Linked DNA regions of Mus musculus: regions 2 and 3 are each linked to region 1. Evidence: chromatin loops called from intact Hi-C (ENCODE). Cell type or tissue: heart. All regions are shown on one strand. Each heading gives the region's core, and the rest is flanking DNA. Links, peaks and the distances in the headings are about the cores only. Region 1 overlaps Stk39 (serine/threonine kinase 39). Region 2 has its middle 18 kb from the start of Gm36002. Region 3 has its middle 64 kb from the start of Gm36174.

Region 1 (10,358 bases), core at 1,640-9,639:
ACATGCAAGTAGCAGTGTATCAAATATGCCATTTCCTAATTTTCAGTTCATTTGCTTGTAACTGATGTCCTGCTGGGAGATGAATATGTTTAACTGTAACTAAAGCCAACATATTTGTACTTATGGGGCTAGTTACAGTCTTACTAAATTATGCTGCTGTGCAACAGTGCCGGAGGTCTAAAGCAAACCCCCATATGCCCTTGGTGTGGGTTTGTACTTGAGGTAGTTCTTTGTAAGTCCTGACAGTCAACAAAGGGAACCAGCAGAAGAGAATCCGGTCAGAGCAGCGTTGCCATGATCATACTGCAGAGTATCCTGCGATGTGTGTTGGCTTGCACCCTTTTTTGGCAGACAGAGTCTTACTATGTAGCCCTGGCTGGCCTGTGCCTCCAAGTGTTGGGGTTAAAGGCATGTATTGCTACACTCTGACCTTTCTATCTACCACTTCACTCTCTGGGGATTCTTGATGTGACTGTTACGCAAGAAGTAAGTATTCTAGTCCTGAGTAGTTGGCACCTTAATTTATAACTTGCTTTTACTCAATATGCAAAAATGTAAATGAGGATGCATGCATTAATAAGCAGCAGCTGTTCACTGCTGTCAGCTATAGAAGTTACTTTTGCAGATTGGTCTATATGCATATCTAGTATACCAAAGTAATCTCACACACCAAATTTCTAATACGCAATGGGTTTTGGGAAGAGTTTGATGTTTTTGGCCAGTGTGACAGCTCCCTGGGTAAAAGTGATTGTCTCCTAAGCCTGAAGGATATGAGTCTGATCGCTGGAAGTCACGGTTGAGAGCCCCATAGGAAGATCCCAGTGAGGAAAGCTTGCAAGTCTGCGGCTTGCCAGGGAGCTGTAGTCTCTAGCACTGCAGAAGCAGCCTTGATACTGTGGAAGATGAGAAGCAACTCTGACAAGTGACCTCTGACCTCCACAAGTACAGCATGTGCATACACTCCTACACTGGATAAACTTAAGTGCACAACACAAGCAGGCACACACACAGACACACGTCCTCACACACACATGTACCTAATCAATGAAGTAGAGTAAGAGATACATTTAATTCTACATATCATTCCATCCACACTTAATGAAAATTATCCAGGAAACACTAAGGGAACAAAGGGGGAGCGGGGAGGGAACCAGTCTTTGCTGACTCAGCCCTTCCTTTGAGCAGCCACTTGCTTAAGGACAAACTTAAGCTTGTTGTGAGCGTTGGGCACCTGATATGTTGGCGTGCTTGTATGATTTTGGCCAAGGTATTAATATATACTATTTAGTCTAGGACATGATGGTATGGGATGAATTCTTTTTTTTTTCTTTGTAAAATTAACATTTGGACATTGGTAACTTAGAATTAAATGGGCTAAAAAACCACAATAAAATATAAAGATAACTCTATTACATACTGCTCTTACTTCAAAAGAGTTTAGATAAAACCCAAGACATTTTCTATTCTGGGATTTTGAAATGTGTTTATGTTTTCAGTGCAATTAAAGGAAACGGCGACTTTTTGTACCTGTTTAGTAGAAAACATCCTATGGTTTGGTGAGCTTGCCTGGCCCATGGCCTCTGATAGCATGCTCTGCAGGGTAGAGAATGGCAGGTGGCAGACAGCAGGGCAAGCCTGGCATATTTCTGAGACGCTCCACGAGTGTGTTTACAGCCCATCCATCACTACCTAGGGCTCAGCAGGGAGAGATGGGAATTGATATCAGAATTGATGAGCCACGTGGAACATAAAATAAGGTGGATTTTTTGTTGTTGTTGTTGTTTTCAGATTTTGGAGTAAGCGCATTCTTAGCCACAGGGGGTGATGTTACACGGAATAAAGTCAGAAAAACATTTGTTGGTACCCCATGTTGGATGGCCCCTGAAGTCATGGAACAGGTAAAAAAAATATTACCTTGGTTGTTATAGTACAGGAATACATATCACTAATATAGCTTTTTTTTTTTTTTTTTTTTTTCGAGACAGGGTTTCTCTGTGTAGCCCTGGCTGTCCTGGAACTCACTTTGTAGACCAGGCTGGCCTCGAACTCAGAAATCCGCCTGCCTCTGCCTCCCAAGTGCTGGGATTAAAGGCGTGTGCCACAACGCCTGGCTAATATAGCTATATTGAATGTGTCTAATTAATCTAACATAACACAGATCTGATGCACTGCATGCAGGTGTTAATATTTCATTTCAATCAATTATTATCGTAGAACATGTCATACATACAGTGTAGATTTAAATTCCTGATTGCTAGCTAGCCCTTAGCAAGCCACACTGACATTTTATAAACAGCTTTGGCTATCTGACACAGTAGTAGATGTACTGATGTGTAACAGGCCTGCTACATGATTGTGAGTGATTTGTTTTCTTCATCTTCTTTTTCCTTTTTAGGTGAGAGGCTATGACTTCAAGGCTGATATGTGGAGTTTTGGAATAACTGCCATTGAATTAGCAACCGGAGCAGCGCCTTACCACAAATACCCTCCAATGAAAGTAATGACGCTGGGGAGACTCGTAGGGTTGGGACTGTGATGGGTTGGTGGAGGGTGGGGATGGGGGGGCATAGCTTCTTCAGATCTCCTGAACATGCTTATTTTTTGCTTAGACTTGTGAGGGTTTTCGGGGGAATTCGGCCAAGTTGAAGGCTGACTCACGTTCTCTAGTGCTGAGTTGACAGAACTGGTGCATGCCAGGCGCTCTGCCTCAGTGCAGTGTCGAGCAGCTAGCTGCCTGCCTCTGCCTTACCGACTCCTGAAAGAGCAGGATGATCTTAGGTCTCCCAGCACGGTCTAAGAGTGTATTAGAGTGAGGGCTGTTCCATTTGCAGATGGGTCCCAGGCTGCTTCCTTTTTTCTTTCGAAAATAAAGATCGTCTATTCCATTTTGAGCCCGCGCCCAGAGCGTGGTGTTGTGGCTCATCTGATGGAGTGAGTCACGGTGTTTTGAGGCACCATATACTTTGGGTACTATTTTCAGGTTTTTGTTATTCTCCTATCTGCTCTACCTCTGAGATAGCGGCAGCGTTTCTAATTTCCCCCAAGTAGACTTTGTCTTGAGGCTGCCGTTGTTCAGGGCAAATGATGAAGATGTTTCATCAAAACTCTGGTCTATGCTGGTTTTATTTTTCAACTTTTCGTCTTTAGAAATTTTAAAAGGACAGAAATCTGTTCATAAATAGATCCACTAACTCTAGCGGTGTTTATAAAATGTGCAGTGGGGGTGGAGCCTAGGGATAGAGCCAGTGCTTAGGGAATGTGAGGTTTGGGATTGAACCCTGTTTGTTTTCCAAACTCCCCCGCCCCCCACCCCCACCCGCACCTCCATGTACTTTCTTATTGTAGGAAACTTCATAGTGCCAATAGAAAGAGCAAAGAACAAATGATCTCTGTTAATGTTTTAGTGGTGTTACTTTCCTACTTCAAAACAAAACAAAACAAAACAAAAAATAAACCCTATTTTTTTTAATGGTTTTCCCAGGACTTCCTCAGGCAGAGCAGATAGTATTGCTGAGTGTACGCCCCACACCCTGTTTTATGCCTATTTCTGTCTAAGATTTTAATATAGTTAAAATGTCAATGATATACTCAATGCATGTATGTGCACCTCTTGATGATCTTTTTTAAGCAGAAAATTTGACGTTGACATGTAAAACATAGAAGAGATTTTTTTTTTTTAATGGAACATATACCAGAGGAACTCGAGAACCTCATCCTTTATCCATCATTTATGTTCTCTGTTTCTTTGTCTCCCGGTCTCCCCTGTTTTTCCCACATGAGTCTGGAGAGGCACTTGTTAATCCCAGCTTGTCGCTCACCGGGAACTTCTTTCAGGAGCTCACAGGAAGCCACATTCTCCTTCTGGCTGTTGTCTTCACAGACAACAGTCACTTTTAACATCCATCTATTCACACGCCTCAAAGTCTTCCAAAGGAGTCTTGACACATAGAGCATTTGCATAAATTAGGCCTGATTTATGCATTAAGGAGGTTCATTCATTTTGTAGGTCAATAGCATGCTATACAGTCTACTCGCTTTTAAATAAATGCTCCGCTTAGTGTGAAAGTTGAATTATTTCCTTTTTGACTTGAAACTGTACTTTGTTTAGTTTTTTTTGTAACTTATGATTATGATCCCGACCATCAGTATCTTATTCATTTTTTTTAACCAGTCCCCTATAGCAGTTTTCTCATGTTGTGTTCCCTTTACCTCCTGGGAAGCCCTGGCTTTATTTTTAGGGCTGCTGCTGATATGTTGCGGGGGCGGGGGGGTGGGGGATGGGGGGTGGGGGGGGAGTATATCAGGTTCTTTGCTTATGAATGGCCTTCACACTTGAATGTCCCTTTGTCTCCTGACCACCACTCTTTCCCAATCAGCCTGTGCTGCAGCTACGTGTTCCCTGAGGTCCCGGGAGAGCCAGCGACTTCCCAGGAAAGATTTTTTCCTGTGGCTTTGAGAGACCATTCTTAACGCACAGAACAAATTTTATAAGTTCTGTCATTGAGAATAACCCAAAGGATAAGGAGGGCGTGGGCAGATATGCTAGGAAAAGTGTGTCCCTTTCAGCACGCGACCTTAGGACCATTAAAGTCATGGGGGAAGCACGTCTGCAGTGCTTTGTGTGGAAACGCTGAAACTTCCACCGTCATTCAACAGAGGGCGGCTCCTCCTTTGTTTTGGCTGCAGGTGCTAATGCTGACTTTGCAAAATGACCCGCCCACTTTAGAAACTGGTGTAGAGGATAAAGAAATGATGAAAAAATACGGCAAGTCCTTCAGAAAGTTACTGTCACTGTGTCTTCAGAAAGATCCTTCCAAAAGGTATGCCACTTTTGGAGTGGGAGCGAGTGCCGGCCTTTGAGTTTCCGCAAAGCTGTGTTTGTGGATGAGAAGAACCTACATTAAGTCTGGCCTCTGTGCACCATCCTGTTAGTGGGAGGAAGCCTGAGGCTGCGGGGGGGGGTGGGGGGTGGGGAGTGGGGGTGGGGGAGAAGCCGGTGTAGCACTAGGGGGAGGGGGCAGGACTGGAGGAGGGTGAGGGGGGAAGAAGAAGCCATGGAGGTGGAGGAAGAATTGATCCTGCTTGCTTGGGGTAGGCAAGTAGGTACTGTCACCAAGAGAAAGTGACAAAGCAGATGTCAGAAGACGCTGGCAGGGGCGAGGGCAGCCGAGCTTGCAACCTGCACTAGGTAGGCTGAGCTGACCTCCCAGGACATCCGGCTAGCTCCAGTCTAAACCAGGCCAAGTTACTGAATTTTGCATGCGCTTCCTTTTAGTTGCAGAACAAGTTGTCTGTGCCATTAACAGATTAGCAGCAGATGAAAGTTTACCTAGAAAGATTAATCCTGTGAGCGGAAGCAAATGGCTTTAAATGAACTTAGTGTTTACTCTGTAGTCTTAATGTTACTGCCCTGCACGGGAACAACTGTCATTTTGAATCTGTTTCTTCCTTTTTAATCCCGGGACTTTGAAATACCCCTGGCATAGACAGTGGAACCCAGAACCCTTTATCATCTACAGGAGAGTTTTAGTGCTGCGCATCAGCGGCAAGCCTATGCCTTGTATAGATTTGGCATCTCTCTAACAGTCCTGGATAGTCTATCATACGTTCCCCAAGGTGCTGATGTTTTGCTTAGATATAATAATAATAATAATAATAATAATAATAAATAATAATATTCTGAAAGTTCCCCATTCAGGGATGGGACCCTGTTGTTATAAGGCACTGCTTTATTCCAGTCATAAATTCTTCAATGGATTAAGCTTTTAAACTTTTTTTTCTTTAAGCAGCATTACGGTCAGTTAGGCGAGACTTTAACTTACAAGCAACCTCTGTGGTATTTTGGGACTATTTGCTATTGTGAGTTTTTAATTATTTCCCACCAATAATCCGCACAGGCTGTTTGTGCCCAGTGTTTCTCCTGTCCTTCCTTCCCTTTGGTGTTTTGGGGTTAGTCTTCCTCCAGTGATCTTGCCCTGGCCTTACTTGCCACTCTCCTTTTGGTGACAATGCTCTTAGATTTTAACTTTGTTCTCCGGGTTCTGCTTATCCTTTCCTTGTTGGAGGGGCGTCATTGCCACAAGGGAAAAAAATGACGTGACAGAGAAGTGGTTGAGCCTCCCTCCTCACCTGGTTCGAGATAACCTTGCATTTCTGCTTAGTTCTCTGTCTTTACTGACAGCCTCTGGCATTCTGGAATAAGTTGAGGTTCCACCTAGTGGCTGTGACAAGTAATGCCACCCAGCTCTGAAAGTGGTTCCCCAGGGTCGACTTGCTAGTGTGATGAAGTGACAGGTTTGTGATTTAATCCAAAGAAGTTAGATTTCAGTGCAGTGTATTTAACAGACATTTAAACGGTTTGGTTTCTTGAGAAACGTAGAGACTTTTCCAGGTGTTCCACACTGTGTGAGTTCTGAATCCTGATCCCCTGTGTGTGAGACAGCTTGTCCCTCAGTGAGACAGTGAGCCAGAGAGAAGAGAGGCGGAGCTTTTGTGAGGCAGCCTCGAGTTAGGGTTGATGTGTGCAGGAAGCCTCTCCCTCCCCAGCTGTTTAGCCTGTGTGAGCAGGTGAGGCCTCCTTGCACGCAAGGTATATGCAGCTGTTCTCAGCTGGAGGAGTGACAGAGCATTAGTGCTGCACCCCCTCCCCAGAGGCTCTGCCTGTTCATGAAAAGGGAAAGACGTTGAAGATGGATGTGAGGACGAGCACAGACAAACACACAAACAGTCATCAGGATTGCGAGTGTAGAAAAAGAATTATTGTTGATATAACGTATAACTTAAAACACAGCCAGCATGAAATAAACAAATAAGCATTTATGCACATGACAAAATTTTGACATTTTGGTGATGTTTCCAGAGAACTTTTAGTCCGTCTTTTCTGTTCATGCTGTTTAAGGCTTTCTGCTTTCTCTCTCTCTTACTTTTTTCTTTCCATTCTCTTTCTGTAGTGATTCAATACCTAGCGGGATTCCGAGCTCTATTTTTTTTTCTCATTCTCATGACTTAATTTCTTTGTCTATCTAATGGGTGTAGTAATTGTCGATCAAAGGATCGTTCTGAGGATGTGGTGGAGTGACACCCGAGAGTTGCCCGCAGAGCCAGGGGTGAGCCCCAGAACTCAGGATATAGAGACTGCCTTCATCATTTGTAAGAAGAATCGCTGCCCTTTTGTTACTAATCACAGGACGCTAATGCTGTATCTTTTAAAACCACTGTTACACGATAGGCTTTTGTTGATTTATACAACAAATTCAGGCTTTTAGAAGGACACACGTTCTTCTTTATATGAGGAGACTCATGGGAGTTTGCTGTCTAGAGGTGATTTAAATCCTCTGAAGAGAGTTTCAGGAACAGCAACCAGGTTCAAGAGGGTTTAGGAGTTGCAAGAAAACTGGCAATTCTTGCGAGATTTGTGTTGCCTGCATTAGCTCTCCCTGCAGTCTTATGCAGTTGACAGGCAGCAAAGCCCTACCTAGTGCTGAGGCATGACAACCAGTGACAGCCACGGTGCAGGGATAACCAAGACATATCTCCTCCTGCACTCCCATGCTGGACTCTGCACCCTCCTCTTGACACAGAGTTGAGGTGTAGGAGCCCTGTGCCCCATAGAGGTTTGTGCTTTGCATAGCAGACTATCATTGTTATTTCCTAATAAAATGAACCTTGACCGTATAGTTTAACATACTCGTAAATGATGGCAGCCTATAGGAAGAGTGAACAATTACTTTGAGCACTGGGGGCTGGGAGGGAGCAGTGGTTACTGTTACATAGATAGATCTGTCAGAAATGAGATAGACTGGAATATTACTTTGCCTAGGGAGGGCGGGAGAGCCATGCATAGCAGTTCTGCCTGAGGTAAGTAAGGTGCTGGAGTTTATTAAAGCATGTTGTTAGAACTGTTTTGACTTTATAACACTCAATCCTGAGTCCTTTGAGATTCATTTGAGTCTCTGTGGACTTTGGCCCATCCATTTGTATTGGAGGAATCTGTTGAGGGATTTTCTTCAATGATGTAGGTACTTGAGTGCTGCATTGTTTTTACAGACTTCAGACTCAGTCATCACTCATAGCCTGGACTATTTCAGGGGCTGGTAGCATTTTTAGCATTTCTTGTAAAACAGGGTTCCCTGTTACATTACCTATGCACTGCTATGTGGTGGTTAGCAGCCACGTGAGAGGTGGGCATGAAGATCCCTTGCTCCAGTAGAACTCAGAAGGCAGGCAGGGTTACAAGCTGCACAGAGCGTTTTGTGGTTGTTTCTGTGAAGCTGAGTTCAGCAGGCAACAGGCACCTCAGCCTGCCTCACACATTCCTTCCTTCCTTCCTTCCCCTCATTTCTCCTGCTTTCCCATTCCCCTACTTTCTCATGGAGGGAGCTTGACAGATGTGTGGTTTTACTCTAAAGCTATGAACACTTGGAGCTGACTTCAGTACAAACCAGTGACCTGCTGTTGAATTGTTCTCTGTATTTGGAGTAGAGTGACCTGCAACTTAACAATTGTGCCTATTTAAAAAAAAAAGAAAGAAAGAAAGAAAAAAGAATTTTTTAAGCCATCCCTCCCTTACCTTATGGTGTCATTGTAATGAAGGGTAAGGGTGGAGTGGAGGGGGCAGAAAAAGATTTTCTCTGCAATATGCTTTCCCCCTTTATATTTTTGGTTGCCATAGAAATGACCTTTCTCAAGAAAGGAAAGAATTTTCCTAGTTCCATTTCTCAAGGTTAGTCCAGTATTCTGCAGCCTTCTCTCTACCTTAGTTTAACATTTGACCTTTGGCGTGTACTAGGGGAACGAGGGGTTACTGGGGAAAGGGAAAATCATTTTGGGTCCCCAGATAGGCACCTCCCCTCTTCCCGTTCTTTGTTTTGCTAGCCAGAGCCTTAATTTTAGTGCCTCCCCTCCCACCCCCCTCTGCTCTTCCTCACTGTGACTAGCAGATGCTTAGGCCTCAGTGCTGGCTAAACTTAGCCGCAGGAGTTACAGTCCTGCGCTCAAATGTCTACCAGCATTGCCTTCACTTCACGCTGGGGTGTGAAATTAAGCTACAGTAGCCCACTGTTCTGTGTCAGGCACTGGGAATATAAAAATGAATTCTACAGGCTCCTTTGCCTTGGAAGGGCTTGTGACATGACTAAGTGGAGCTATCATGGACAGGGATCATAGACTGAGATGAATTGAGAAGAGGAGTGGGAAAAGCCCAGCTCCCAAGCGAGCAGCAGCAGTTCCCAGCAAAGAGACCTACTCAGGCAAGGTGGGGGAGAGTGCCCAAAGAAGTTGTCTTCTGAATTGTTTCTTGACTAATGAGCAAGGTGTACTAGTTGGTTATGTGAAAAGTTTTGAGTCAAGAAAAGCACTGCCTGCGTTGTCACAATCTAACAAGGGACAGGTAAGAACCCCAACGTAGTTGAAGGCAGAATTGCACGAGGTTGACGGAGATAGACTTTGGGATCATTGAGCTTGGTTTGGTTGCTACCTCTGAGGGTAGGCAGCACAGACTGATGAGCAAGACGAATAAATATACAGCAGAATGGTAATCGATGCATTATGTAAAATGACTAAGTCCTTTCTCATCTCCAAGTTCTTTGTTTTTAAACAAGATGTAGACTCATGCATTTAATGAGTTTGCCAAGGGATATGGCCCTCCTGTTGCTTAGACCTTTATTTAATCAAAGCAGATATCAATTAGCAACTGTTTTAGTGGATGCATGACTTGGGCTTGTTTGAGAAGGATTTTATAACTAGCATTCTTGAAATTGAAAGGAAAAAGTGGTAACACTAAAAATCTGCCTTGCACAGAAATACAGATTTTGACTGTCAGACTAAGGCAGGTGCTGGCACATTTTAGCAGTAGCTGCCTATCATTCTAGGCACAAGGACACTTTCTACCCTTGTACTCTCACCCCAGTATCATTCTCTTTGTACTTTAGCTAGCCTGTGAAAATATTAATATCCCATGATGCTTTCGTCTCCCTTCCCATTTGCCATTATGAAAATTTTACAACACACAGAAAACGTGGGCAGTAGCTCAGTGTTTGCTCCAGTCCCCCGCCCCCCATTCCATCACGGTGAGCGTCCCCATCCTCTGGGTGTTCTGTTTATTTACTGAATTATTTGAAAGTAAGAGACCATGCTTCACTACGTGTTTCTTCCAAACAAGGTCATGTGCCCACGTGATCATGATGTTTTTCCTTGTGATCACGTGATCACTTCAGAAAATGAGCAGTATATATATACATACATAAATATATATATATATGTGTGTGTGTGTGTGTATGTATATATATATATATATATTTATATATATATATATATATTTTTTACAGGCTTCTTCTCTGTGGTCAACTTATGTATTTCTA
Region 2 (10,358 bases), core at 918-8,917, 200 kb before region 1:
TAATGAGGACCAGTTGGGTGTTACACCTTTCCCAATTGTCTATCCTAAGATTACTGGCACATGCTTCTCTTTTCTCACCTCAGACAGGAAGTTAGCCTACTTCCCACTTCCTGTGCCTCCCTCCAAGGTACCTGCCCACTCTCTCTCACAGCTCCAACCCCACCATTACCTGTACTTCCAATCTGTTTGCTCCATGGCAAAAACTCCCCGTTCAATAAAGCTCTTTACTGTGGCTACGTCACCCGTGCTTGCGGCCTTGTGGATTGGATAATAAGGTGCATAGCTGGCATGATATTTGGGCGGTCGGCACCCTCTCTCATCCTTGCTCCCAAATCCCACAAAGGTATTATGCAGGCCATCACAGAAGCCCAGGGGGGTCCTTTGTTTTTTGTGGAAGAGCATCTGCATGGTAAATGTCTGCTTCGAAGGTTCCTTCCCTCCCCTCCCGTTAAGCTTCTCTCACATCCCCAACCCAAAAAAGACTATGGTAAAAAAGGGCCCCCTAAACCCAGAATGGAAGCTTATAGTAAGCCAGCGCCTAAAGATTTTGATATCGAAGAAAACCCAGAGCCAAGTCTCGCCACAAGGTCATATAGCAGGAAAGTTCCGTGTGGATACAGGAACTGTCAACTGCAGGAGCAGTTGGCAACGCGGTAGCCAAGCAACGCTGGTAAACACAAACTAGCCGGTACCCAGGCTCGTGCCAGGTGCGGGCGCACATTCAACTTGGAGGGCTGTCCTGTGTGCCAGCCAGGAAGGTGCTTACTGCGCATGTGTAGAATCTGAATATGGGGGGGGGGAGCTTGAGAGGCCACTTATATTCCCTTAAATGAGGCCCTCCGTGTAGTTCTAGGGGCAGTTAAAGACGTTTTCTTGAATTGCGTTTTTAGTTACAGGAAATACGTTTTTCTTGGTTTCTTCTGTGACCCATTCATCATTCGGTAATGAGTTGTTTAGTCTCAGTGAGTTTGAAGACATGCTACAGATTTGTTTACTGTCAAGTTTATGTTTTAGTGAAGAGCTACAAGCAATTAACAACTGCGGAGAGAAGGAAAACTAGTCTTCCTAGGGATGAGCCTTGTGATTGGTTATTGTGCTAGCTAATCTTACATCACTAACACAAGCTAGTGTTACCTGAAAGGAGGGCGTCTCAATTGAGAAAAAGGTCTCTATAAGGTCCAACTGTAAGGCATTTCTTGGTTAGTAATTGATGGGGAGGGGCCAGCCCATTGTGGGTGCTGCCATCGCCTGGCTAGTGATCCTGGGTTCGTTAAGAAAGCAGACCTAGCAAACCACTGAGATCAAGCCAAATGCACTCCTCCATGGCCTCTGCACCAGCTCCTGCCTCCAGGTTCCTGCCCTGTTAGAGTTCCTGTTCCGACTTCCTTCTATGATGCACTGCATTATGGAAGTGTAAGCCTAACTTGCTCTTTGGTCATGGTGTCTCATGGCAGCAAGAGAAACTCTGAGACAGATATACAATTACAAGTGGTCAGCCCTAGAAACATTGGTGTGCAGACAATATTGAATAGACGCAAAAGCTTGTAGTTCTATAATTTTTCATTTATTTGTATATGTAACACCAATAAAGAAGAGTAAGCCTTGAGATTTAGAGGGGAAAACAGAAGGGGCAGAAAGGAAGAAAGGGAGGGGAAATGACAGAATTATGTTTCAATTAATCAAGGAAAAACATTGGTATGAACACAAGTTTGGCAGGTACCTGTAGACTCCTAAGAGTGAAAATTTCCGGCTTTCTCTGTTATTAGTGCCATTCATACACATTAGTGTTTAACGTGTGCATCTTAATGTGTGCATTTAATTTCTAAAAAAATCCTTTTCTCCTAACAAAAGAAAATGTGTGTGAATGAGCGACTCTTTAAACTGAGAGACCATTGTGAGCATCATGAGGGCTGGGGGCAGAGGAAGCCTGCTGCTCTTTTCTGAGTTGCATATTCTGAGGACTCCCAAACTTCTTGTTAGCCAGTGACAGGGAATCTGATGGAATCCTGTGGAGTTGCTAACCAGCTCCTGCCCTCTTTAACTCCTCACTTGGGAAATTCTTTCAGCCTTAGAATTTCGGAATGAGATTCTCCTTGATCAGCATCATCCTGTTGTCCTGCCTGCAATGCTCCACTTTCCATCTCTGTGGGACAAGCCCTTCTAATCACCTTCAAGGCAGAGCCTGCCTCTCAGACTCAAGTTCCTTTTAAATGTGATCGCTTGTGACCTTTTCAATTAAAAAAAGAAAATGCTTTGAATGTTTAATCACTTAATTTTTCAGACTAGCATTTACTTCTAGAAGTATAGTAACCTAGGCAGCTCCCAAACCTTCTAACGTCCAATGGTCAGAAAGATAGGTGCCCTTTATGGTAGGTGTCTTAGTCAGGGTTTCTATTCCTGCACAAACATCATGACCAAGAAGAAAGTTGAGGAGGAAAGGGTTTATTAGGCTTACGCTTCCACATTGCTGTTCATCACCAAGGAAGTCAGGACTGGAACTCAAGCAGGTCAGGAAGCAGGAGCTGATGCAGAGACCATGGAGGGATGTTCCTTACTGTCTTGCTTCCCCTGGCTTGCTCAGCCTGCTCTCTTATAGAAACAAGATTACCAGCCCAGAGATGGTTCCACCCACAAGGGGCCTTTCCCCCTTGATCACTTATTGAGAAAATGCCTTACAGCTGGATCTCATGGAGGCATTTCCTCAACTGAAGCTCGTTTCTCTGTGATAACTCCAGCTGTGTCAAGTTGACACAAAACTAGCCAAGATCTTAAATAACTTTAAAAGTCCCACAGTCTTTACAAATTATTACAATTTCAATCTCTCTTAAAATCCAAAGTCTTTACAATTAAGTCTCTTAACTGCGGACTTCACTAAAATATTTTCCTCCTTCAAGAGGGAAAAATATCAGGGTACAGTCACAATCAAAAGCAAAAATTAAACTCCAACTGTCCAATGTCTGGGATCCAACTCACGATCTTCTAGGCTTCTCCAAGGGCTTGGGTCACTTCCCCAGCCATGCCCTTTGTAGCACATATCTTGTCTTCTAGGCTCCAGCTGCCTGTACTCCACTGCTGCTGCTGTTCTTGGTGGTCATCTCATGGTACTGGCATTTCCAAAACGCTGCTGTTTTCCACTGTAACTAGGCTTCACCAATAGCCTCTCCTAGGCTCTCTTCATGGTGCCAAGCCTCAACTCCTTCTCATGACCAATTCAGTCCTGGGCCATCAACTGCAACTGAGGCTGCACTTTCACCAATGGCCTTCCACTGCCTCTCATAGCTGAATGCTGGATGCAGTCCACTGGGGCTAAACAGTTGTGTGTGTCTGCTGCAGCCACTGAAGGTGGAGGTTGCCAGCTTTAGTAACACAGGGCTTATGTTATTATGCTCAGGCCAGGCAGAAGAGGCTTAGACCTGCAGGGTGCTGTGTATCACAAACTTCTACTATGGGATATTCAAGCCACTCAAGCGGCAGGAAAGGCTTTCCCTTCTGTGGACTCCCTTTGTAAACTTTGTAAACTTTGTACACCTTCAAGGCAGTAAAATGGCCATCCCTGCCACCTCACCCCAGGAGCTCCAGAAGCCAGGCCCCTCCCCCAGATCTAACTGTCATAAGGACGGTACAGCCTCTGTAACTGTCACAAAGGTCATCTCCAACCCCTCAACAGGACCCTCCCAAAAGGCATGCTAATTTTAGGAGAAAGGTTTGAATAAAAGCCACCAATCCCTGAATAGGAAAACCCACCAATCCCTGAACGTCTCACAAAAACCCACCAATCCTTGAACAGGAAAGTCCACCAATCCCCTAAGCTCAGAACTTGAAATCCCACCGATCCTCACCCTAGAAATCTCCACCCAAGAAAGTGTCACACACCCTGCCAAAGCCGCTGTATAAGCACCGTGCTTCCTTGGAGCATAGGAACCTTCTATGAGCAGAGGAACCCTGGTACCTCCAATAAATCTCTTTTATGAGATTTCATGCCTGGTGTGAGTCTCGGAAGACGACAAGAAGCAATGAAGAGAAGAAAAGAAGCAAAGAGAAGGCGCGGAGCTGAGGCTCCGAAGCTCCAGAGCCCAGCTGGGGATCCGCTCCCCTGAGAGCTGCACAGCCTCTGCTGAGGAGGCTTCCTCTTAGAGCTATGTGGTTCCGGGACTCTCCTGTCTCAGGATGCTTTTCCTTTGGGACACTGTCCTACCTCAAAACTGTGTGGTTCCTGGGCTTCAGAGACCCAGGGCACCTTCTCATCCAAGCAGAAAGGCCAACAGCTACCTCTTGAAGAAAGCCTGGTTCCTTCAAGCATTCTGCTAAGAGGGAAGGACAAATTAGGAAATTGTGTCACTGACTCGGGACCTTTTTGTGTCTTTTCTGGACTCATAAGCTCCCTTAAGAAACAACCTCAGCCTGTCACTACATTAGCTTCAAGAACCCCCTTGCTGAGAAATAGACATAAGCTGAGGTGGGGGCAGAGACTCTCCTTGGCAGCTAACAGCCGAAAACAAAGCCCAATTGCTCTGCAGCATTAGCCTCGTGTCTAGACCCTCTGGATCCGATTTCTTCACATATATAAACACAGCTCTTACATTTCCCACAGACGGGATATGTTCCGGTTTCAATAGCTCCAGCTCCATCAACTAATTTCCATAAGAGAGCAGACCAGTCTCCATGTTGGCCCTTTTCCTTCCATACTTGCTCTTAATGTATCAGCTCCCCATGAAAAAAAACGTGCCCTCTTCCTACAGTTCAGATCTTACAGTGATGCCCCCAGAGACTGCCTGTCATGTGAGAGAGGGTGGGCCATTATGAAAAGGGTAATAATAAAGCAATATAGGCTCATATGCCTGTGATAATGAATGAGTGTAATATCACTGGAATAAGGTATTTATTATGATAATCACATTGAAGGTGTTTTCTGTGCCCGATGTTAGACGCTACTCATACAGCTGTTCTCTTTGTCCTGGGGAGCTCTAAAGCAGGTTATCCGGCTTTCCTAATCGAAGAGAACACTATTTAGTAACTCCCCCAGAGCCACAGAACTACCAACGGCTTATGGAGCTAGCAGTGTCTTGAAACAAAGAAAAAAAAATCCAAAGGCAGATCTGTCCACGTTCAATATCCTTTCTTTAAAGCACTCGGTCCCCACTTGTCCTAACTTACGTCTTGGCAACTGAAGTTGTCTTTGGACTGACATCACACTCATGTCCTCAGAGAGAAACAATTCCTTAAGACTTTGATTTTGTGGGTGGTTTTTTTTTTGTTTGATCATTTGTTTGCAATGCTTTATTTTCTTTTTTTTTTTTATTTTTTTATTAGTTATTTTCCTCGTTTACATTTTCAATGCTATCCCAAAGGTCTCCCATACCCACCCACCCCCATCCCCTACCCACCCACTTCCCCTTTTTGGCCCTGGCGTTCCCCTGTACTGGGGCATCTAAAGTTGGCAAGTCTGAGGGTAGGTTGTCATAATGGGGCAAAGAAGTGGGAAAGTTGATAGAGGGTTTGAAGTAAAAGCAAAAACTGAAACTGAGAGAAGAGAGAGAAAAAAAAACAAAACCTGTGGCTGCACAACCATGAATTCATCTAGGGCTTAACAGTATTTCCTTACTTTTAACTTCTTAAGAGTAACACTGATCTCTGAAAGCCAACAGCTTCTACCTAAGCAACAATCAGCTCTTGGTAACCCACTTGGATCACCCTGGCACAAAGCATTTACGTTTGAGAGGCCTGCCCTCTGCTGGATTCTTAAAATATTACATGCCAAATTTCAAAGGTTGTCCAAACAGGGTCGCATATGTGGAAGTACCCTTTGGTCAGCGTTTGGGACAACATAAATAAATGAAAGTTCTTTGACCTATTTTCCTGAAAGTCTCCAAAATTTTTGCATAGATATTTATGTGTATTGTATATATTTTGTGATGACACAAGATCAAAAATCCTCAAACAAAGTAAAAAGCAAACAAATCCAAAAGACTTAATGACCCAGGAGGTAATCTTAATAATGATGAATTTTATTTACACAGGTCTCTGCTGTCAGTCTTTGTGACTCTATGGGATAAGGTCTGTGCACCATTCCTTCTGCTGCTCTACTGACAGGCTCCAAGAGTTTCATCAATGTCACCCAACCCTACCACCTTACAAATTCTTCCTGCTTTTTCTCATTGATGTCTCCCACGAACTATCCACAGCTAGTTGCACTAGATATAGTGAACTAAGTCAGGTTAGTCAAATACTTTTGAGAAAAAAAAATTGAAATCAGACCACATAAGCTCAGAATCCTACCAAAGAAGAGCGTCTCCTGCCAGGCCCATGGAGAAGCATTAAAAAAAAAAAAAAAAAAAAAAAAAAAAAGAAAATCGGAAAGAGGATTCTTGAAACTCAAATGGTTTTACATAGATAAACGAAACTCAATTTCCTGTAGTTGCTCCTAAGGTTCCCTACTTTGATTTAGCTTCTGAGAATGGCTTTTCTCTGTTAAAGTTTTACAGAACTGAGCTACACAAATAACAACATGCAACTGGGAATGAATGTAATCTGGTTAAAAAATGGAATAAAATCTTAGTTAATATGATATGTTGGATGGTGTGCATAATTTTATTGTGCTTTATAGCAATTAGGCATACAAGGAGCAATAAATAAAAATGACTATAATTATTATGGCAATAAAGCATCCAGGGTAAGCCTTAGGGAGGATGCCTTACAGACAGCACTAAATTATGGCAGAGTCCATTTCCAGGAACCTAGATTTAAAGGTCAGGAATCAAGTGTTTCCATTTTCTCCAGCACCACATCTGCTCTTCCATATTCCCACACTCAGCTTCTTCTTTTTTTAATGAATTTTTTTTACCTATTCACTTTACATCTCACTCCCCTTCCTGTCACCCCCTTCTACAATCCTCCCATCCTCCTCCCCTTCTCCTCTGAGTGGGTGGAGTACTCCCTGGTATCCCACCCAGCCCACCTTCTCGCTTCATCCCTCTGTGGGGTTAGGCGCTTCCTCTCTCACTGAGGCCAGACAAGGCAGCCCAGCTAGAAGACCATATTCCACAGACCAGCAACAGCTTTTGAGATAGCCCCCGTTCCAGTTGTCCAGGACTCACGTGAAAACGAGATACACGTCTGCTACATATGAGAGGTGAGGCCTAGGTCTAGCCCTTGTTTGTTCTTTGGTTGGTGATTCAGACTCTGAGAGCCCCATGGGTCCAGGTTAGTTGTCTCTGTTGAGCTTCATCTCCAAAGAGGATGAACACAAAGATGGCAGTGGGAGCAGGTGTCTCCTTGAGAAACTCTTCCTTAGTTTAGGTCTGGGGAAACACAGAACACAGAGCATCTGAAACTGAAGCTCCCAGAACATTCTCCGTGTGGCCCACGGTATCTCACGTGTGAGCATCTGTATGGGAGGCTGGGGATGAGACAGGTCCTCACCTCAATGTGAGGCTGCCTGACTTTGCTCTGTGCAGATCCCTCTGTGGGCAGCTACAGTAGGCAGTGCCCATGTGGACTTCAGTTACTGGAGTTGCTGGAGTCTACCATCAACTCACTGCTCTTTACACTGAGGAAAGACCATCAAGGAACACTCTGAGCAGTTAACAAATATCTGAGATTCCAGTCTAGAGTGACTTAAGGTAGCCAGGACTTAGAGTAAGAAAAGTTTGATTTAATGTATTTGAATTAAGTATATACACAAGGTATTCTTCTGTCTACATGTCATTAAACAAAATTTTGTGTGCTTTAAAATAGACATGCATTTAAAGTTCACTTTGTTGTTAACTTTAAAAATAGATAGGAACTTTTGTCAGTAAGCCAAGGCACTTCAAATCCTTCATATGTATTATTTTGTTGGAAAGGTTTTTGTCACCGAAGCAATGCCACATGACAGAAAGGTTCAGAGCAAGATCGTATGGAATCACTGATGATCTGTTATTAATTTCCATATGGTGGGCCTCTTGTGTTGAGAAAGGAGAGAATGGCCAACTGGAGTGTCTGACATCAGATGCTAATGGTCAGACACCCGCCATTAACTAGGACTGAAGGGAACATGAAAATGGGGGCCGTTCCTACCCTGAAGCAGCACAATAACTTCTGGGCATTTTGTAGAGATAATGTCGTGTTAAAATAAATACTAAGGAGTCTGGTAGATAAAGGATGGGGGAGAGAACAAGAAGAAAATTGTAGGGAAGAGGAGCTGTTATGTCAGAGCTGGCACTGGCTTTCTATTTGTGCAAGTGAGGGCTGTTTTTAAACACTGTCTGAATCATTCCTCCACCCTCCACAGCAGCCCCTCCCTGAGGCACTCGGACTGTCATTTCTATAAAAGAGAAAAAGAAAGGATGTAATTTGCTCAGAATCCTTGCAAACTATTTGCACATCTCGTCTCTACAGGCTGCTGTGCACTGGGCAACACAGAAAGACAGAGAGATGCAAGCACTAAGGGTCTGGCTAATTGCCCCATACTGCACCTGTACAGCTAGTGAGATGAAATGCATACCTAACATTACGAAGATAACTAAACTAATATTGATAACATTTAAGACATGAACATTGGGGTTTTGTTTGTAGAAAAATAAAGTACAAAATAAAAGTCTTCCCTTACCTGCCTTCCAAATTGAGATATCTCCGAGCTAAGTATGTATTTCTGAGTATTTTTCTGCATATAGAGAAATACACACAATGGTTCTACTCACCCATGGAGGCAGGGGAGTAAGGTCAACTGCAATCTGAAAATAAGAAAAGGAAAGCTCTAGAACCAAATTCTGAAATCTTAAACCTTGTCACTGTAAGTGGGAGGGTGAGATCACGTTCTGTCCTGCTATGTCATATCTGGACATGAAGCCCCATTTGTCTGCACATCTCCACTGCAGATGCTACCCATTAAACTAGCGATATGTAGCCATCTTTACTATCAATTGCCCATCTCAATACCCTGCTGCGTATGTTCAAATACTATGGTGTTGACTCAAAAAATGTCACTAAAGATACAATAATGGTGTTGGAAACCCAGTATGCCAAGAGATGCCACAGTGTTTCCTTTGAGCAGAAAATGACAGTATCACACTTAATGAAGACAGGGGAAAATGTTGACTGAAATACAATAGCAAAATTTGAGATTGAAAAGACCATAGTCATCAAACTTTATTATAGCATATTGCTGGAATTTTCTACTGTTAGTTATTGTGAGTTGGATGTCTCGGTAGTTCATCTCTTGCTGTCTAATTTATAGATTAAACATTCTCATGGATGTGTACATATAGGGAAAAAAAATCTTGTCACAAGTAAGGCTTCGTAAGCTCTGTGGTTATCAGTTGGCAGTCACCATTTCATAATACTTGTGTTCAAATAATTCTGAGTTGACTCAATAATGGTCCCAAAGTATCGTCCGTAGTCATGCTGGCCACAAGAACCCATCAAGTATTTAAATGAAAATTATTGTTAGTTATTGTGAGTCTGGGTGACTCAGAGACTTGAGCTTTCTCATGGGTATTTTCTTTTGGGGATAACACAAGATACATAAAGCTCTGGAGTGAATACACCCATTCCAGTTATGCAATAGAGGGGTAACTCCAAATGAACCCCAAAGATAAGAGGATCACTGCATATTGTCTAGATCCTTCCCATCTAAGGGTCACATTGAAGTTAGTGAATTCATTGTATTAAGCATTTCTTGGTTTGTGGGAATGCTCTTTCATTATTTCATTTTGAAGTTATATGTTGCCATTTCCCAAATCAGGTGTTCTCTGCCCAGACTAAGTGTATACTGTGCAGAGGATTCTGAGTTAGGAACATGAGGGTTTTTTTTCTCTCACCTTCTGTTTCAACTCCTATTACTCAGAGCTTTGTGTTATTATTGGTATATGTGTGTATGTATTTGGTTTTGTTCTTCAAGTACGTAATACATTCAGTGTAGACTGAGTAGCCTACCCAACACATCTTAGTTTATCTATTATACAAAGTAGGATATCTTACATCTATCTTTTAAAAATAATTTTATGTGGCAATTTTGAGTTACCCGGTCTAATTAAATTCACAGTCTTTTCTAAACTTCTGTGCTTTGTCAGAGATAAAGGTAAAAGCATATACTATTAATGATATGACCTAATTATGTCAATATTACCTATTGCAGTGATGCATGGTATATAGAAGTAGGGATATATGAGAAGAGATACTGTCATCTGGGAACTGGCACGCTGGTAGCTGCAAATATGAGCACTGGAGACTTGACGAGCATCCTTTTATTGCTTTTTAGCTTCTTCTAGGTTATACTATAACCATTAGTAATAACACCAAAGCTTATGGACCCCAGTGAAAGGGCTCTACCTTCTTCAAAGCCTGGAGGCAAAATATTGGGGGTGAGAATAAGAAATTAT
Region 3 (10,358 bases), core at 1,453-9,452, 390 kb before region 1:
AAATCATGTATAATTCTGGTATGTCTGCCTTTATATGATAGTTAGTTTTGGTGTTCCCGAAGGTTACCACAGGGAGGTTACACTCTCAGGGTCCCTTGGGACTTCTCCAGACCACAGAACAAGGCCAGAGCTAGACAGTGGTGCCCAGGGACTGTTCAAGTCACCCACCTCTGCAGGTTGTCCCAAGCAGACAAGCTGGGTGGTGGGCAGATCCAAGGGAAGGCAGGATGACCTTAGGATCCCAGAAGGCTCCTCAATAGAAAACATTCTATACAGCAAAGGAAACTATCAATCAAGTAAAGAGGCAGAGAATTGAATGGGAGAAAAATCTTTGGAATCTATATGTTCATCAGAGGGTCAGTGTCTAGAATGTATGAAGGACACCCACACCCACACCCACACCCCCCCACACACACAGAGAGAGAGAGAGAGAGAGAGAGAGAGAGAGACAGAGAAAGAGAGAGAGAGAGAAACATAAAAAACTAATTAAGGCACTCAGGAGCTCTGCCTGACCAGTGGCATGGGTTCCTTTGGGCTAGTGCTCTGAGCAGACCTTGGACTCTGTAGCCAGTCCCACAACACCCAGAAGAAGCTCCACTCCCAGGTGCTCTAACACGCCTAGTACCACAGGATCATAGGTTCCCAGGACCCCAGGAGCTTGGTCACACTAGGATCTTAGGGTGCCATAGGCAACTTGAATCTCAGGAGCTATGACACACTCAGGATCACAGGATCACAGGATCCTAGAATCACAGGGTTACAGACAGCTGAACTCTGAGGAGTTCTGACACAGGAGGATCACAGGAAGGAGAGGCTCCAGTCAGATATAGCGAGGGCAGGTAGCACTAGAGATAATCAGATGGCAGGAGGCAAGTGTAAGGACATAAGCAACAGAAACCAAGGTTACTTGGCATCATCAGAACCCAACTCTCCCACCATAGCAAGTCCTGGATACATCATCACACCGAAAAAGCAAGATTCAGATCTAACATTACTTCTTATGATGATGATAGAGGACTCTAAGAAGGACATAAATAACTTCCTTAAAGACATACAGGAGAACACAGGTAAACAGCTAGAAGCCCTTAAAGAAGAAACACAAAAATTCCTTAAAGAATTACAGGAAAACACAATCAAACAGACAAAGGAAATGAACAAAACCATCCAAGACCTAAAAATGGAAATAGAAACAATAAAGAAATCACAAAGTGAGTCAACCCTGGAGTTAGAAAACCTAGGAAAGAGATCATGAGTTATAGATGCAAGCATCACCAACAGAATCCAAGAAGTAGAAGAGAGAATCTCAGGTGCAGAAGATACTGTAGAAAACATTGACACAACAGTTAAAGAAAAAGCAAAAAGCAAAAAGCTAATAACCCAAAATATCCAGGAAATCCAGGACACAATGAGAAGACCAAACCTAAGGATAATAGGTATAAAAGAGAGTGAAGATTCACAACTTAAAGGGCCAGTAAATATCTTCAACAAAATTATGGATGAAAACCTCCCTAACTTAAAGAAAGAGATGCCCATGAACAAACAAAAAGCCTACAGAACTCCAAATAGACTGAACCAGAAAAATAGTCATCCTGTCACATAATAATCAAAACACCAAATGCAAAAAACAAAGAAAGAATATTAAAAGCAGTAAGGAAAAAAGGCCAAGTAACAAATAATTCTGGTGTATCAGAATTACACCAGACTTCTCACCAGAAACTATAAAAGCTAGAAGATCCTGGGCAGATGTCATACAGACCCTATGAGAACACAGTTGCCAGCTCAGGCTACTATACCCAGCAAAACTCTCAATTACCATGGGCAGAGAAACCAAGATTTTCCATGACAAAACCAATTTTACAAAATATCTTTCCATAAATCTAGCCCTACAAAGGATAATAGGTGGAAAATACCAACACAAGGAGGGAAACTACACCCTAGAAAAAGCAAGAAAGTAATCCTTAAAAAAACCCAAAAGAAGATAGCCACACAAACATAAATACATCTCTAGCTACAAAAATAACAGGAAGTAACAATCACCTTTCCTTAATATCTCTTAATATCAATGGGCTCACTTCCCCCCAAAAGACATAGACTAACAGACTGGACACTAGCTAGTACTTCTGCTGTGTCCACTGTTAAAACTTTGATTATTACCTTAAGATACTGGACACAGCTCTTGTCCTCAGGGACTAGCAGCTCAAATGAGGAAAATGAATATAAACATACAATTTAAGATATTGATAGAAGTAGATAAAATGCAAATGGCACTGCCCACCTGAATTTGCCTTTTCTTTCTAACATATTCTTACCATTAAATGTATTTTGTATATTTTCTTATAGTTCATTGCTGAACTTTTAATAGCTACAATGCTGGTTGGTCTTGTTGACAAACTAAATAAATTAACAAATATGGAAGGCATTTAGAGCAGAGGGTTGCGTTAAAGTGGTAAAGAGTGTTGTGGGGAGGAGGGGTAGAGGGAGAGCCAGGGAGGAGGAACGATGGAGAGGGGGTCCGCATCAGCCTACATGGAACTCAGATAAAACCCTGTGAGGACTGGCTTTATAAGTAAACTTGCAGATTTTGAATGAAAGGAGCCCCTCAGCAACTTGTCAGTTTGTACCTGAAGGCACAGTCCATGGTTCTGTAAGGACTTCTTGTGACATTAACCTGAGCTCTATAGTACTGAAGATATAAAGCCTGTGATTGGCAACAGCAACAGTGAATCACTTCCTTATCTCTTGTATAAATAACAAGTAAAATAGCCTTTATAAAAAATGAAGGGAACAGATATTTTTCAGCTAATATTTAGACCACACTAATAAATGCACAAATTTCTTGTGCTGTGAGGCTCAAGAAAACAAAACAAAACAAAACAAAACAAAACAAAACAACAGACTGGACACATAAACAGGACCCAACATTTCGTTGCATACAGGAAATGTACCTAAGTGACAAAGACAGACACTACCTCAGAGTAAAAGGTTAGAAAACAATTTTCTAAGCAAACGGTCCCAAGAAACAAGCTTGAGTAGCCATTCTAATCTTGAATAACATCAACTTTCAACCAAAAGTTATCAAAAAAGATAAGGAAGGATACTTCATACTAGTCAAATAAAAATCTATCAAGAAGATCTCTCAATTCTGGACATCTATGCTCCAAATGCAAGGGCAGCCACATTCATAACAGAGACTTTACTAAAGCTCAAAGCACACATCCCACCCCATACAATAATAGTGGAAGACTTCAACATCCCACTCTCAGCAATCAATAGAAACAGAAACTAAACAGAGACACAGTGAAACTAACAGAAGTTATGAACCAAAATAATCTACAGATATTTATAGAACATTTCATCCTAAAGCAAAAGAATATATCATCTTCTCAGCACCTCACGGTACTTTTTCCAAAATAGTCCATAGAATTGGTCACAAAAAGGCACCAACAGATACAAGAAGATTGAAATAGTCCCATGCACCTTATCAGATCACCATGGACTAAGGCTGGTCTTAAATATCAACAAAAATATCAGAAAGCACACATACACATGGAAGCTGAATAACACTCTACTCAATGATAACTTGGTCAAGGGAGAAATAAAGAAATTAAAAGCTTTTTAGAATTTAATGAAAATGAAGACACATCATTCCAAAACTTGAACACAATAAACGCAGTGGTAAGAGGAAAACTCATAACTCTGAGTGCCTCCAAAAAGAAACTGGAGAGAGCACACACTAGCAGCTTCACAGCACACCTGAAAGCTCTAGAACTTCAAAGAGTTTTTTCTATTTTGAAAATTTAAAAATATACTTACTGATAAAATAATTTCTCTCCTAGAAACACTGATAATCTTTTTTTTTGTTTTGTTTTTGTTTTTGTTTTTTTCAAGACAGGGTTTCTCTGTATAGCCCTGGCTGTCCTGGAACTCACTTTGTAGACCAGGCTGGCCTCAAACTCAGAAATCCGCCTGCCTCTGCCTCCCGAGTGCTGGGATTAAAGGCATGTGCTACCACCGCCTGGCCTGGTTTTCTTATTGTCCAGTGCAAGATGCAGATTAGGCCACTGGAGGCCCACCTTGGATCCATTCCACTTCTGGTAGGAAGGCAGCTTCCTCCCTTCCTCCCTCTTAAAATTGGCATGTGCTCTGTCCCTGCAGTTAACCGACTTTTTAGTTTGCCCTGACTTGAGAGGACTCCTTATCGACTCTCACACACTGTTGGTGGGAATGTAAACCCGTGGAGCCATCTTGGAAATCAGTCTAGATGTTTTAAACACAAACGAAAAAAAAACCCTCCCCTAGAAGTAAAACTACCATGTGACCCAGCTATAGCACCCTAGACATATTCCCCAAAGACTCTATATCCTAGCACAGAGAATATGCTTGCATATTCATGTTCCTTCTACCTCTATTTACTAAAACTAGGAAAAGCAGTTAACCTAGAAGTCCACAGACAGACTGATGAACGGATAAGAACACTGTGTACGTAGATACGATGGAATTCCATTCAGCTGCAAAGAAAAATGAAATCATGAAAATCGAAGGTAAAGGACGAAACAGAAAAGTGTTAGTTCTCAAACTCAGGACAGAGAACTAACTGAGGCATCTATGAGCACATCTAAGTGGACTCTGGCTCCACCTGGCTGGCATGCCCTGCTCCCTCCCTCCCCTTCTCCAGCCCAGAGTCTTGGTTACCCTTTCCCCAGCTGCTCTTCCCTTCATAACCTAACCATTTTGGTTAAACACTTGTTTCCCCCTTTTATCTTTTGCCTTTTTGCTTCTTGGCCACTGTTCCTGGATACTTTCTGTCCCTCTCCCCTTTACCTTCTCTTCCCATGGCCAATTCAGTCTGCTGTTCATGTCCTAAGTTCAGATGCCCCTGCCTCTCTGCCTGTACTCTCCCTCAAATTGTTGTTGCTACTCCCCCTCTCCTCCCCCTCCTCCCCTTCTTCCTCTTTTTCCTCCTTCCTCCTCCTCCTCCTCCTCCTCCTCTTCTTCTTCTTCTTCTTCTTCTTCTTCTTCTTCTTCTTCTTCTTCTTCTTCTTCTTCTCCTCCTCCTTCTTCTTCTTCTTTTCTTCTTCTCTTCCTTCTATTCTTCCTCTTTTTCTGTAACACTTATACCAAATGATGCAAATACTGCATGTGCATATGTGACTCCCAGCTTTGAATCATGAGTTTTGTGTTAGACTTGGAGTACCTGCAGAAGTCAGGAAAGATGTCTATGGGAGAGGTGCATTGAGTGAGGAGGTGGTGGTAGAACATAAGAAAGGTTTAAGCCTCATTTTAAAGGGCATAATAGAGCTTTGAACTTTTGTCTCAATAAACCGAGTTTGAAATATTAACCATGAAAAATTTTTAGTGTCAAGGTCTTGGAACAGACACTAACAACTCCAGCAGTGTCTCCAAGTGACTAGATAGGGGTCTGGGGAAGGGGTTAAGGTTAGAGCTAGTGATATTCACATCTGTGACATCTCCCATCCCGTCAGGATGATAAGTAGATGTCACATGGAAAGCTGGTCCTCGTTCTTCTACATTCCATGTTACCTCTGATCTAAAGCCTTCCGTGGTTCCCTGCTACTACACCATAGAACTCAACTCCCTCCATATCCATAGCCTGCTCCTTCTGCCCCTGCCACCCTGGCAGTGGCTCACTTTGTGGAGCTTTTGCATGTCACTCACCAGCTGAAATAGCCTCTCTGTGCCAGCCTCTTCCAATCCATCCTTCAAAACATATTCTTATCCCTTCTCTATGCTGACTTTTCCATTCTACTGGAATAGCTTTGCTCTTTTTTTGAACTCCTCGAACATCAGGTCTCACTCAGCCCTGACCCCATCCCACAGGGCCTGCCTAGAAACCTAGAACACATACAGAGTTCTTCAGAATATATTCTCTGCACGTAGTCCAGAAAGCTTTAAAGTAGTCCAAATATTTAAAGTCGACAAGGTACTAAGTGGGCGGGGAGGGGGAAGGGGATGCAGCTCTGTCTCCAAAGGTCAGCCCTCTGTCACAAAGCAGGACTCACTGAGGACAGACAACAGAGAATTACACGGTGACAGATCTCAGAAAGAGCAGCAGAGGGCAGCACAGGCATAATTTTGGTCCTGTTTCTCCCATCTTACTGTAGCGGACTAGGAGAATGGGATACTTACTGAGTCATTGACCTTCCTCTTAGACTAGAGTCTTCTTGGAAGGACCTCAGGGTAGGTTTGAAATGAGGAAGACAGGAAATGTTTGTATCCTCCATGTTCTCCGAAAAGATCCCAGTCCCTAGCCAAGTTCCAGCTTGCTAGAACTGTGTGTGTGTGTGTGTGTGTGTGTGTGTGTGTGTGTCTTTCCCTGGGAGGTCTAAGGCTGTTGTTGATTCTTAGAGCCCTGAAAACTGTCCTGTGAGCCTTTATCCCCCCCCCCCGCAAAGTTCTGAATGTGGACTAGGGGCTCCAGGATAGCCTCACAACTGAGATCCAGCCCAGTTCCCAGGCATGCGATTCCTGTGCCCTCAGATTCTGCCCCGGAAACCCTATAGATGCATTCCAGAGCTTCTGTGTTAGGTTTCCATTTCATCCAGAGGCTCCTGCAGTTACAAGATTCCACACGAACCTGGGTATCAGAGGGGCATGTGGCTTTCATCTTAGCATGCTCCATACAGGAATGCCAGGGACTGCAGCTGCCACAGTGACCACTAATTTCTGGCTCAGGTTGTGCAGTAGCCTAGGAGCTGGGGTGTCTAGGGGACAGTGCAGCCATGACACTGGCATGTAGATACTCCTCTGAAGTGTGGATGGACCTGTACCTTCTTGGGCTCCGGAACCAGTCCTTGGCTGAGCCACAGTGTCTGGGAAAACTCCGTTATGGTTGTCTCCAAGGCCAAAGACCCCAAGTGGGCTCTCAGACCTGAACCAGGGCATGGCCACTGCCTCAGGCAGGAGCCTTCTGAGGGATGGACCCTTTTCAACATGTAAACTCAAATCTATAGTGAAAAATGAAATTTCTGCGGTATTTATAGACCATAATAAAGAAGTAGGTAATTGTGGTTCATGTATTTTGATGGAAGGCGTTGATAAAAATAATGTACTCATTCTGCTCTAAACTTCAACCCAGGCTAAACCAAATCAAGGTATGAGAGGCTTGGAGAAGCTTTCTGATAAATTGTGGGGCAATACTGGTTAGACAGAAGGACAGAGCTGCTTCAGATAGACAGAGACACAAAAACAAGTCATCTAGGACAGCAGTGACTAGACACCCTTTGGATAAATATACTTTCATGGGTATAAATGTTAAAACATGAATGTATATGAAACAAAAAAAATTCTAAGCCTTAGCAAGTCACAATGTGACTACCATCATGTCTAGTATTAAACAAGGGGAAACACCTTGATCTTACCTTAGATTGGAATCTGGTATGCTCAGAGCAAACAGTAAAAGTACCCTTGTATGGACACTAAAACAGATTTATGCTTGCCTCTTACTGTGCCAAATGCTACGTCACTAGGTGAAACAAGTCACATCTAAGTATCTAACTTTTACCATTACATCTAATTCTATTTCTTCAAATACAGGAAAAGGGCTAGTAAAAATCAGTCATCCATCATGCATTTGCAGTAAACCACACACCAAAGCCCAATCTCATTGCTGAAAGTCATAAGTCCTGTTAACTCTACATGCTAATCCTACACACACACACACACACACACACACACACACACACACACACACACACACGTTTTTTACTATAATTCAAGCACATTAGGTGGTACTGGAATTGAACGTAGAGTTTTGTTTGTGTTAGTCAGTGCTTCACCACTCAGATATATCCCCAACCATTTCTTTCTAAGAAAGGGTCCCATGCTGGTCTTGAACATGGGCTGAAGGCAGGCAAGTCTGGAAATTATGGTCCTTTTGCTTTCATTTCTCAAATAACAGTGATCACAAGCTTGTTCTATGGACCCCAATACAATATGTTATTTTCCAATCAGGAAAATATGCCAGTAAAGGAATATTCACTTTCCTGCTTTTATAGGTAAGGAAACATATATGAATGCCCTCTTGATTCAGGTATCAGTATATAACAAGCATTCTCTGATCTTCCTCCACAAAGGAAATTGTATATGTCCTATGTAATACACATGTTCAGATTGACATGCCGAAACTTGATTAGAGAGGACAGAATCCAAGAACACCACACAAATATCTCAAAGAAAGGTAATGTTACTTCAGCAATAGGTTGAGTCCCTTCATGTGGCTTATCTCTTTGGAGCTCCTTCAGAGGATCTAGAAGAATGTAGGACAACTGTGAGCACACTGGTGATGTTGAATACTCATGTTGCTTTCTTGGTCTAGATAATGGTTTAGGTTAGATGTGAGTATTGGGTTAATAAATCCAGACTGGATCTTAGTTTGGGGACAGAAAGGGGTGGGGGAGGAAATGTAATCAGAGCCTTGGCTTTCTCACTACAAATGGATTTGTAAGGCAGTGTCCAACCCAATGACAGTGGCTTGTCACTTTTCTGGTTATTCAAAACACATCCAGTTTTTCACTTCTCCCTTAATATGCTGCAAAAGCATTTGCCTTCACTGGGTCTTTATCTGGTACTGTTATATTTATTATCATTTATCATTTACTCCATTTGATTTTGAAAAAATATTGTGAAATACACATAATGCTAATTATTTGCATCATTTATATGCACATTTTTTATGACACTAAAGTCTCAAAGCTCTCTGCAAAATCCACATCTTTCTAAATGTCTACTTTTACCTCTGGGGTTTACATAGTATTTGAAATTCTAGCTAGATAAATTAAACAAGGACCATAGTAAATACTTCCAAGATTGAACAGAAATAGTCAGCATGTCTCTACTTACAGAGGACTTGATATCCTAGGACCCAAAAGATTCCCAAAGGATACTCATTGTAACTTCTGGTACTAACAAATAAGTCCTGCAAAACTTCAAGATATATGAGGTCAAGAAAAAAACTTTCATTTCTGCATACACCAATAAACACCATCACAGAAAAAAAAATCGAAGAAAGTAGTTGTATTTACAATAGCGTGTGATGGATCAGCTCTTATATGTTCCCAAAGGCTCATGCGTAAAGGTTTGGTACTTTGGGTGAAGTTTTTTTCCTTAGTATTTATTCTTTTACTTTATGTGTTTATGTGTGTGCCTGAATGACTGAGCACATGTAGGAGTCCCAGGAGGCCCAGAATAGTTATCAGATAACCTGGAACTGGAGTTACAGAAGATTTTGAGCCACCATACAGGTTCCGAGTCCTTTGTACCAGCACTAAGTGCCATCAACAGCTGACTCGTCATCTCTCCAGCCCATGTTCTTCAGGCTAGCTCTGCTCTTTAGAGATGACTGTTTGAATCGGAGTACACCATAGAAAACAGGAGACTGGTGAGAGACCTTGGGGGTTTATTTAAAGGAAAGGCATTACAACTGAGGTGGTGTGAAGAGAGGAAGTGAGATAATGAAACAGGTAGTATTAGTAGGGTAGGGGTTGGGAAGGCAAGACTGAGGAGGGACAACTAATGCTAAAGAGCTTTGAAATGCTGTATAGAAACCTACTACTTGTGGGAGCTTTCAAAAACATACACATATACAAAAGGGGTTTGATTTGAGTTACCCTATAACGAACGGGATGGGGAAAAGCCTAACCAGATACAATTGGTCATTAAATAAAAAGCCCACCAGCAGGTATGGATTACTTGGTTTTGAGTCCTTAGTCAGTGAGTTCCAAGGGCCCTCCCCAAAGTACTACAGGCTGTTGTCATTCCTGTTGGTTATTTTTCAGAACTTGGTGGTAACTTGTTGCTGAAGACACCATATATCTGACATATGCTCACAGGATATGGACAAGTCAGGTTCCTATTAACCGGGTCGCTTTGTTGCTATTGGTCAGCTTTCACGATGCTGGAAGGTTCTATGTAGACTACTGGACGAAAAGGTCATCATCAGTATAATCCAGCGGTGAAGCTTGGAGTCACACTAACGAATGGCTTGGCAACTTAAGCCCACTGTTGTAGTAGTGGCAGAAGTGTTAAGGGAGCATCCAATCACTTTCTGTTTATAATATGGACACCGTTCCTGGTACGAATTAATTGAGCCAGAACCATGGCTGGTTAGGTTCCAAGCCTCACAGAAGAAATTACTACTGTTATTCTGCTACATGGGCATTGTGGGGCAGTGAACCGTGCCACCAGACAGAAAACCCAGTAAGGTCAAGTGGATTCAGGGACCCTGGCAATTCTTATCATTGAGAATGGCAGGCATTTAAATCTACTCCAGACCAGGTTCCTGTCTGGGAACATGTGACCACAATATCCCATGGAAAGGACTGTGACAATCAGTCCCGTAG

What was found. A loop is a pair of places that touch in the nucleus more often than their neighbours do. Peaks named below come from ENCODE experiments on the same cell type or tissue, not always from the same donor. Only the 100,000 strongest peaks of a DNase experiment are listed, where the experiment ranks them.
Region 2: a loop joins it to region 1, with 3 times the contacts of the local background. A loop is called at or near these places in 9 of 42 quality-filtered maps.
Region 3: a loop joins it to region 1, with 5 times the contacts of the local background. A loop is called at or near these places in 16 of 42 quality-filtered maps.

Annotation. Positions count from the first base shown.
Region 1 is chr2:68,360,536-68,370,893 of GRCm38, reverse strand. Stk39 (serine/threonine kinase 39) reads left to right here. Exons shown (of 18, transcript NM_016866.2): 6 at 1,789-1,898; 7 at 2,396-2,497; 8 at 4,687-4,820. Among named protein-coding and RNA genes, the nearest start is that of Stk39, 110 kb to the left of the region's middle. In heart, for the core only: CTCF peaks have their summits at 4,651 and 6,225 (motif pointing left); no DNase peak of the experiment used is centred there; H3K4me3 peaks cover 1,110 bases; H3K27ac peaks cover 3,376 bases.
Region 2 is chr2:68,558,892-68,569,249 of GRCm38, reverse strand. No RefSeq gene overlaps it. Among named protein-coding and RNA genes, the nearest start is that of Gm36002, 18 kb to the left of the region's middle. In heart, for the core only: a CTCF peak has its summit at 5,741 (motif pointing left); no DNase peak of the experiment used is centred there.
Region 3 is chr2:68,752,723-68,763,080 of GRCm38, reverse strand. No RefSeq gene overlaps it. Among named protein-coding and RNA genes, the nearest start is that of Gm36174, 64 kb to the left of the region's middle. In heart, for the core only: a CTCF peak has its summit at 6,059 (motif pointing right); no DNase peak of the experiment used is centred there; H3K27me3 peaks cover 325 bases.